Regions from separate parts of the Mus musculus genome. Here region 1 is linked to region 2. A link is a loop called in an ENCODE intact Hi-C map of the cell type or tissue named here. Cell type or tissue: heart. All regions are shown on one strand. Links, peaks and the distances in the headings refer to the core of each region. The heading gives the core; the rest is flanking DNA.

What was found. A loop is a pair of places that touch in the nucleus more often than their neighbours do. Peaks named below come from ENCODE experiments on the same cell type or tissue, not always from the same donor. Only the 100,000 strongest peaks of a DNase experiment are listed, where the experiment ranks them.
Region 1: it touches region 2 in a loop (2.2-fold over the local background); 18 of 42 quality-filtered maps call a loop at or near these places.

Annotation. Positions count from the first base shown.
Region 1 is chr11:69,267,032-69,271,415 of GRCm38, forward strand. No RefSeq gene overlaps it. Among named protein-coding and RNA genes, the nearest start is that of Gm40039, 7.1 kb to the left of the region's middle. In heart, for the core only: CTCF peaks have their summits at 449 (motif pointing right) and 2,720 (motif pointing right); no DNase peak of the experiment used is centred there; H3K27ac peaks cover 537 bases; H3K27me3 peaks cover 1,021 bases.
Region 2 is chr11:69,322,221-69,326,604 of GRCm38, forward strand. Cntrob (centrobin, centrosomal BRCA2 interacting protein) reads right to left here and starts at 1,653. Exons shown (of 19, transcript NM_172560.3): 1 at 470-1,653. The coding sequence starts at 742. It overlaps Trappc1 (trafficking protein particle complex 1), which reads left to right and starts at 1,766. Exons shown (of 5, transcript NM_001024206.2): 1 at 1,766-1,846; 2 at 1,938-2,036; 3 at 2,175-2,245; 4 at 2,604-2,742; 5 at 3,219-3,573. The coding sequence starts at 1,938. The coding sequence ends at 3,347. It overlaps Kcnab3 (potassium voltage-gated channel, shaker-related subfamily, beta member 3), which reads left to right and starts at 4,038. Exons shown (of 14, transcript NM_010599.4): 1 at 4,038-4,384. In heart, for the core only: no CTCF peak of the experiment used is centred there; DNase peaks (open chromatin) are centred at 641, 1,681 and 4,011; H3K4me3 peaks cover 3,229 bases; H3K27ac peaks cover 2,145 bases.

The sequences.
Region 1 (4,384 bases), core at 224-4,223, 55 kb before region 2:
CTGTCTTCAGACACACCAGAAGAGGGCATCAGACCCCATTACAGATGGTGGTAAGCCACCATGTAGTTGCTGGGAGTTGAACTCAGGACCTCTGGAGAAGCAATCAGTGCTTTTAACCACTGAGCCACCTCTCCAGCACTATTACTATTATTATTAACAACAGGGTCTCTCTATGTTGCCTAAGCTAATCTTGAACTCACAAGAGTTCCTTCTGCCTCTGAATGCTGGATTAAAGGTGTGCACTGTCATGCCCAGCCTAAGGTTTTTGTCTATTGTACTAAATTTAGTCATTTTATTTAATTTCTGGGTTTTTTGTTTGTTTGGTTGGTTGGTTGGTTTTTGGGTTTTGGAGGTGTTTTTGTTTTTTGTTTTCTGTTGTTTGGCTTTGTTTTGTTTTTAATTTACAAACAACGTGCCCTTGTAAAGATCTGCGTGACCACTAGAGGGGGAAACGACTCCAAGTTTAACAGAGGCAGCACCTCCCAACCTCGACCTTTCTCATCAAGTGTTAAGACTTTTCTTCTAGCCTCACTGTGTGTGACTGGGCACAAAGGCTTCTGCCCATACGGATTGCACACACTGGTGCCACAGCTCCCTCCTGGGTCCTGATGACCCTTCCCATGCCCTGTGAATACCTGGTAACTGAGCCGTGTGGGTCCTTCCTTTGCGGTCTCTGTACTTGGCTTGGACCCTGGGTGGTCAGGTCCTTTAGGAGTCTCTTCCTCGACCGCTCCTGCCTCTCGCTCAGACTCAGGGACTCTGAAGTCCATCTCATCCCCAGGCAGCTATCGACCGCCTGTCATGTCTGCTGCTTAAGCCACCGTTAGCCGGCTTCCTACACTTGACCTCTAATTGAATTTCCTTGGAAACTCAGTGACAAGATTGATTCCGCCTAATTGAGTCAGAGATGGACTCTGGGTGCCATTCATACTGTCCGTGTCTGCCTGGGGCTCTCTGGGCTGAGGCCCCCAGACTCTCACCATCTTCATCTCAGTAAGGAACCTTTTACTTTAAAGGATCCTGCGGCTCTTTTTGGGGGGAGGCAGGGATAGGGAGGCAGGCCTCAGTGATCAGAGGACAGGAGATGCTTGTTTCTAAATTTGCTTTGTGTTCTTGTTCAGGTGCAATTCTGAGGGAAACAAAACAACCCCAGACCAGAGCGGAAGTCCTGGCTTGCTCAAAAGCAAGTTCAGAGATGAGTACAATGTACAATGTCGTCTGGCTTCTAGGAAGTCGGCGACTTAAACTTTTCTTCTTCTCCTTCAGTGTTCCTGGTATGACTCAGTAACGCAAAGGCAAGTGAGGGAAATGTGGGGGCTGCTGGGCTGTCGATCGCACGGCACTAAGTTCCAGGTAGACAGCAGAGAGACGCTCTGGGTGCCGATGTGTGGTAGGGTGGTCACAGACTTTAACTACATATCCCGAAAAGCTAGAGAAAGAAGCGTGGGTTAACAACCGAGATCAAGAGCCCTTCCCCCACCCCTTGGGTTATTGGGATAAAGGTTAAAAATTGTCAGGAAAGAAAATGATGAAGTCTTTTACTGTGGGTCAAATCCTTGTCACAAGCACCCCGCACACATTCCCCCCCCCTTTCAAAAGATGAAATCTCTCTGGTGGGGTAAATGGGAGACCTTATTGATCGCTGTCAGACTTTTCCCAATGCCCTGCTGAAGCAGCAGCTGCCAAGGCCAAAGCCAAGCACCGATCCCAGGACCCACAGAGAGGAAGGCTGGAGCAGGAACCACAGAAGCCATCTCCTCAGTTCTTGAGTCCGCTGATACCGCGAGTGCTATCGCCACTTCTGCTGAAGGACCTGCGGCCATTTCCAGAGGCAGTGGGAGCTGACAATCAAGTCGCCTGAGTTATTTATCCTGCTGTGGCCACGGCAATCACTGACAGTGTTAAAAGCCCTTGTAGCTACCTGAGGGAGATTCAAAGCTGGACAATGACACTGGGAGGAGACTTTAAACCTGTTGCAGACATCCCACAGACACTTCCTTTCCATTGAGGGGAGCTAACATGGCTGTCTTGCCTACCACTCTAAGACTGGAGACTTTTGGGAGCCTCTGTCTACGCTGTGCCAGCTTCAGAGGACCCTCAGAGGACCAGATCCACTGCATCTTCAGATAGCCCCTCCTACAGGTGACAACCCAGTGAGGAAGAAGCCCCCATGACAGCTAGTAAAAGCACTGGCAGATGAAGGATGCTTCTCTAGCAGCCTGGGAGCCCTCCCTTCTATAAACTACCTAATTTCATCACAGAAGGGTTTTTCTAGTCATCTTTTGTCTTTATCACAGGTAGAACAGGTCAAACTAGTTGCATGAAGTACAGGCGATTCCTGGGGCGGCTAGTTCCAAGCACACTAGCACCCCGCCCCCAGAGGGGTACAGAAGAGCCCAGGCAAGAGCTGTGAGCAGAGACTTCCAAAAACAAGAGACTCCCGAAGACCAGAGGTAAGCCCTTGCCCCGGAAGCACTCATGGGTCCTGACAGCCATCAAGATGCTATCCAAAGCTGCAACACCAAGGACTGAGGGCCTAACAGAGCTAGAGTTACAGCACTGGCGAGCACGGAGCTGTAGCTCGATGAGAAAGGTGTTCTTAAACCCTCGGCATCTCCTTATAGATGCCGGCAGAACAGCTCCACAATTAAATGAAAGCAATCCTCTCCAAAGACAGTGACCATCTCACAGAGTAAAGAGAAACACTTCAGACACCTAGAACACCAGGGGGCGTATGTGAGGCGTTGGTTTCCTTTACCTGATACATCAGTCCTTCCGCAGACCAGTGTCCTCTGACTCAGTCCAGTTTTATCTGCAGATGGCATCAGATCCCGCAGGCGACTGACCCACCATACAGCATAGCTGAGCCTTCAGATTCACTGCCTGTAAATCCCCGAGAAGAAACGCTTACATAGAGAGAGAGACCCACTCACCGCAGAATCACAAGCAATGAGGATATCATGTGGTTTAAGATAAAGCAAAGTCTAACTACAGCAATCTGGAAGCCAGAAGGTGTGATTGATTAGCTAAGGATCCCATGCCTGAATCATGGTAACTGATTTAATATCATATACCAGGATCTGGGCATTTGTTTCATTCCCTAAATTTAAAATGACTTCCTATACCTCCCAGGCAGCTAGTTAGCTGGTTTAGGGCATCATCAAAGAAAATGAAGACGCTGAGTGTGATGGCACATGCCTGGGGCTCTAATACTGGAGATGGTCACACAGGCATCACAAATTTGAGGGCAGCCCACACTTCCTGAAGAGATTCTGTCAGAGGAAGAAGTGGAGGAGAAGGAGAGGAGGAGGAGGAGACAAAAAAAAAGTAAAGAGATAAAAGAACAGTAGAAAGTGGGGCTGGCTAACTCCATGCCAACCAGAAAACAACAGAGGAAGGGGAGGGCAATACCCCAGCTAGACACTATGTGCTAGCAAGGAAAGTCTCCATTACCAGGAGTGTTTACTTGTTTTTGACTTGTTGGCTAATGGGATCGCACAGACCTTCAAGAATCACAAACTATCACCAACCCTCTCATTTACCCCCCCCAAATATGACAGTAAGACCCTAATGATCAAATACACTGTATGAAATCTTTTTTTAAAAAAAATGTAAGAGTTGGAGAGTAGTTGGCTTAGTAGTTAAGAGCACGTGTAGGACCTGTGTTTAATTCCCAGCACCTACATGGTGTCTCACAACCATCTGTTAACTCCAGTTACAGGGAATCTCAGGTACACACACGGTACACATACATGCATGCAGGTAAGCACTCATACATTTAAAAAGGTATTTATGGGACTTAGCAATAAAATCATGGTGTTTTCCTAAAGGATAAAGAAAGAGGGATATCAATGGCAGACGCTCCGTCCGAGCTCACTGGTGCTGCACCTTGGTTCTCTGAGCATCCCCTAACACTTGTAAAACATGACAGCTTGCTTTCTTCCTTTTCTCTGATTATATCATTCTTCCTCCAACACGGAAGCTTTGTTAGAATTTTTAGAGCCAAGTTAAATAGGGGTGATGGTCCTTGTCGTGCCCATTTTAAAGAGGAATAATTCATGGTTCCCCATTAAGGGTAATTCTGACTTTTGCTTTTAAACAGTCTTTTTGTCATGTTAAAGAGACAACCTTTTATTGCTTCTAGGAAGCATTTGAATGAAGAATCCCCTTTGGGTATCCATGGAATTAACTGTGTGTATTTTTACAATAGTTTTCCAGGAGTATTATTGGTTATGCTCACACTTGAGCCTTTAGGAGTGAAAAAAAATAGAAATAGTAAAAAGTGTGTTCCTTTTAAAGTTCTGTTAAAGGGAGGCGAGATGGAAGGCAGTGGTATAAAGGATTAAAGGGGAATAATAGAACAGAAAGGGTTAAATGGGGCGGG
Region 2 (4,384 bases), core at 97-4,096:
CTGGACTCTCGCCAGTCCGCACAGCAGGTATCCTTTCCTTTGGTACAACTATCTTCCTACACATGCATGTGCAGTGACTTGCATACCACAAAATCACAAGAATTTCGAGCTGACAGGATCTTCACGTGTGCTGCAGCTGTCCTTAAGTCTCCAGTTCTCACTTGGGTTCAAGAAACCTACTCCCCACTTCTAGGACACCAAGCTACTCTACAGGGGCAGGTGTCTGTCCAAACAAAAACATGCAAAAACAAAGCAAAACCCTAGGAACCGTCATAACTTCCCAAATTATAGGTTTATGCCATTCCCTCAAAAGTATCTTCTGTGAGAAAAAAGCATGAAAGCCCTGTGTGCTTGGAGGAGATCGTTTAAATCTAATTAATAGACGCAAGCCACAGCAAAGCTAACCTGAAAGCCCAGGAACCTAATGCTTTCTAACACCCGAGAGATCTCCAAGACGCACCTCTCTCACCTTTTTCTTCAAGTTGTTTTCCAATCCAACGGACAAGCTGCGACTCAGTTCTTGAGCCAAGCTGTCTAAGCCCTCGTTAGGAGGTGAGGAGGTGGGAGCTAGATACAGCTGGGCCCGGGCCGTGGCCTCAGCTTGGCGGCTGAGATGCAAAGAAGTATACAGTTGGGAGGTCACCTCGGAGGACACCTGGTTCAACCCAGGAGGCTCTGACGAATCGCTCAGGAGGTCCTCAGGTCGGAGAGGAGAACTGGGACTGGGGGCTGCTGTCGCCATGTACAGTGAAGAGACAACTGGACTCAGCAGGGGACTGGGAACTCCTGCCTCAGTTCTGAGAGGGGTCCAAACTTGTGGATAAGTTCACAAAGAAGAAAGATTTGGAAGGGAGGAAGACACTTTGGGTCCTCAACAAATGAGCTTTCTGGTTAGAGGAGTGTCCACTGACTCCAGAGACCATGGAGAGGGCAAACACATTCTTTCTCCCAACTCCTGGGAACGGTTAAAAGCGGATGTGCAAGGCAGAAAGTCAGGGGAATGGTCAGAAGACCTGCATGCAGGGAGACAGAACCGCTGCAGTTCCTTCCTCCTAACTAGGGTCCTGGAAATTGCAAATCAGTTTCGGCACGGGTTAACCATGGTTAGCTTTTTTTTTTCCCCACACTCAAAATGTGCAAACTGAAACAGACCTCAAACCAAAGCTGGCCCAATGTATGTCCCCCAATTGGTTTTAGTGAAGAAAGAGGCAAGACTTCAATGCCACAACACCCCCGTTTCGCCCTTTCTTCACCTGTCCCACCCAGAGTCGACTTCCTCGGATTTCCCCTCTAATCCTTCCTGATAAAAAAAAAGCCACAGCAGAGGTCCATAGAATTCCTCCCTATCCCACCCTAAGAAATCTCAATAAAAGGGGCGCGCGCGCGCACAGACATACACCCGGCAACCAGCCGCCTGGTATTCTCTACCGCAACCACCTGGCTCCGACTACTCTGAGCATGTCGGCCCTGGTTTCCCAAGATGAGGAGGACTGTCCCCCAAGCCCCATAACCTCCACAGAGAAAGACCAAAGGCCAACCTCCCTAGCGCGACACTAGCTTGCAAAACCGTTGGCAGCCTCCCGCCCACCGCTTGCAATCCCGCCTCCAACCGAATTACGTCACCCGCCCGCGAGACCAAGCTCCCCGCACATCACTGGGCTTCAGAGGCCCGGGAACGTGGGCACGCATGCGCGCGGCATCGGCGACCACGGATTGGCTTCAGGAGGGAGGCGGAGTCTAGTAAGACTATCGGGGCGGAGTTAAGGGTTCTTGAGGTTGCCGCTTACGACCCAGCTGGGCTTTATAAACCGGAAGTAGCTTGTCACCCTCTTTCAGAGCAATTCCGGTGAGTCCGGGGGTGGGGTTCCCACCTGGCTGAAGAATCAGGTTCTAGAGAGTTGGGTACCAGCCACTGAGCGAGGCTCTTTATCTTGCAGATGACTGTCCACAATCTGTACCTTTTTGACCGGAATGGAGTGTGTCTACACTACAGCGAGTGGCACCGCAAGAAGCAAGCAGGGATCCCTAAGGAAGAGGTGATCGGAGGGTCCCAGCGAATCCCCAAATGCACATAGTCCCAGTCCAGTCCTCTTCCTCCAAATCCCAAGTCCTTCCTATTCCCATCCTGTCCCCCCTCCATAACCGAGATCTAATTCTACCACCTCTCCCTCCAGGAGTACAAGCTGATGTATGGAATGCTCTTCTCCATTCGTTCGTTTGTCAGCAAGATGTCCCCGCTAGACATGTACGGTGGTTTTAGAGGGGTGTTGAAGGGAGGGCTAGCTAGCCAGCCTTGGGAACAGGAGATATTGTTTTGGAATGGAAGTGGCGTGTGGCCCCAAAGAGGGGAGGGTGTGTTTTAGAGAGGCTGAATCTGGATCGAGAATCTTGAAGCTGGCAGGAGCGGATACAGGAATGGTCTGAAAGTGGGGAGAGAGTGAAGGCAGTTGCAATTACATCGGGGGTGGGGATGACCGGAGGTGTTTTTACTCAATGAACCTGCTACAAACTATCTATATGAATAGGAAGGAGTTGACCTTGAGGGCATCACAAATATTTCTTTGGGAGTGATTTCACTCCTGTCTGAATACTCATTTCTGCAGGAAGGATGGCTTTCTGTCTTTCCAAACTAGCCGTTACAAACTCCATTACTACGAGACTCCCACTGGAATCAAGGTTGTCATGAATACTGACTTGGGCGTGGGCCCTATCCGAGATGTTCTACACCATATCTACAGTGCGGTCAGTGTCAGTAGAGGAACCCTTTTCCTCCTAGAGCCCTAGGAGTCCCTCGGGTTTTCTGCCCTTATCCTTCTGTATCACATCCCTGTTGAACTCAGTTTTCTCCAGAGCCTTTAGCTCCTTAAACAGTAATAGCTTCTCTAAGGGAGAGCTTGTGCAGGTTTTTGGGTTTTTTTTTTATAAATGATGTATTTCTTATTTTAATTATATGTATTGTGTAGAGGGTATGTGTGCACATGAGCACAAGTGTCTGTGGAGGACAGATCCTCTGGAGAATTACAGGCAGTTGTGAGCTGACCAACATGGGTGCTAGGCTCTGACTAACCTCTGCAAAAGCAGTAGTATGCTTTCTTAATTCCTGAGCTCTCTCCACCCCAACCCCACCCGTGTATTCTTATATTCTCGAGATTACACCATGTTTGAGATTGAAAATGAAAAGTGTCTCACATCAGGCTCACACACCCTCCTTTTCGCAGCTGTATGTGGAGTTTGTTGTGAAGAATCCTCTGTGCCCGCTGGGACAAACTGTGCAAAGTGAGCTCTTTCGATCCCGGCTAGACTCCTATGTCCGATCTTTGCCCTTCTTCTCTGCCAGAGCTGGCTGAAACATCTACCTCACCCCTCAGAAGAACCTGTGACTGCCTGGGCCCATCTCACTTGTTACATTGAGAGCCCTTCCATCTACCTGTCTCCGAGAGCTTTCCCCCGAAGGCCTACCACCCACTGCCTTCAAGTCATAAGAATGAAGCTCACAGGAGTCTACGCCAGTTTTATCCCTGCTTGACTCTGTGAGAAACACAGAATAAACTGAATAAACTTTTTGTCACCCTCTGCTGCCTGAGTGTGAGTTCCTGTGGCCCCTCCCAGTGTGACTCACACAAAAATGAGAACTAGGGTAGCCACACATCCCTGAAGCCTATAAAGAGGTTTTCCCAGCAGATTTCTCTCGAGCTGGATACTTTGTTGTGTTTTAGAATTTTAGCAGCAACCTTTGCTACCACTTGATAGATGTAGTACACACATCCTGTCTTACCTTTAGCTGTGACAATGTCTCCAAATCTAGTTTTCTCGGGGAACAAAAAACGCCCTCTCGAGTGCACACCACTGACCGGAATGAAAGCGGACACGATTCAAGTACAGAAAGTGAGAACCCCGTTCCTAAAACGGGATGTTCTGGGCAAGGCACACTGATTATTTAAGTTCTGGAGCTTCTGCAGGCGGAGCTTATGCAGATGAGCAGCGTGTTCTACTCAGAGGCAGGCGGCTCCATGCAGATGAAGGGGCGTGGCCTGAATGTTAATGAGCTGGGCTTGCTGCCGACGCGGCTGGGAGCACAGCGGTCCCGCAGCGGTTCCAGCTGAAGTGGCACCCGTCTTTTGCTACCCCTTGTTCCTGGGTAGCTATCCTTGAAGACCGTCCTCGACTTTTCTTTATCCTTACCCGTTTATCCTCCCAATCCCTTCATCACAGCTCCCAGCACCCGAATACCCACCACTCCGGGCGACCCCACGGTTTTCCTTTCCCACCGCAAGACCCGCGACCTCCAACAGCCCGCCCCCGCGGGCCCGATCCCGTTTGGCGGCTCTAGCTGCAGCCTTCTCAGCCTTCCCGCTCTCCCTGCGATCGCGCTATTACCACCACA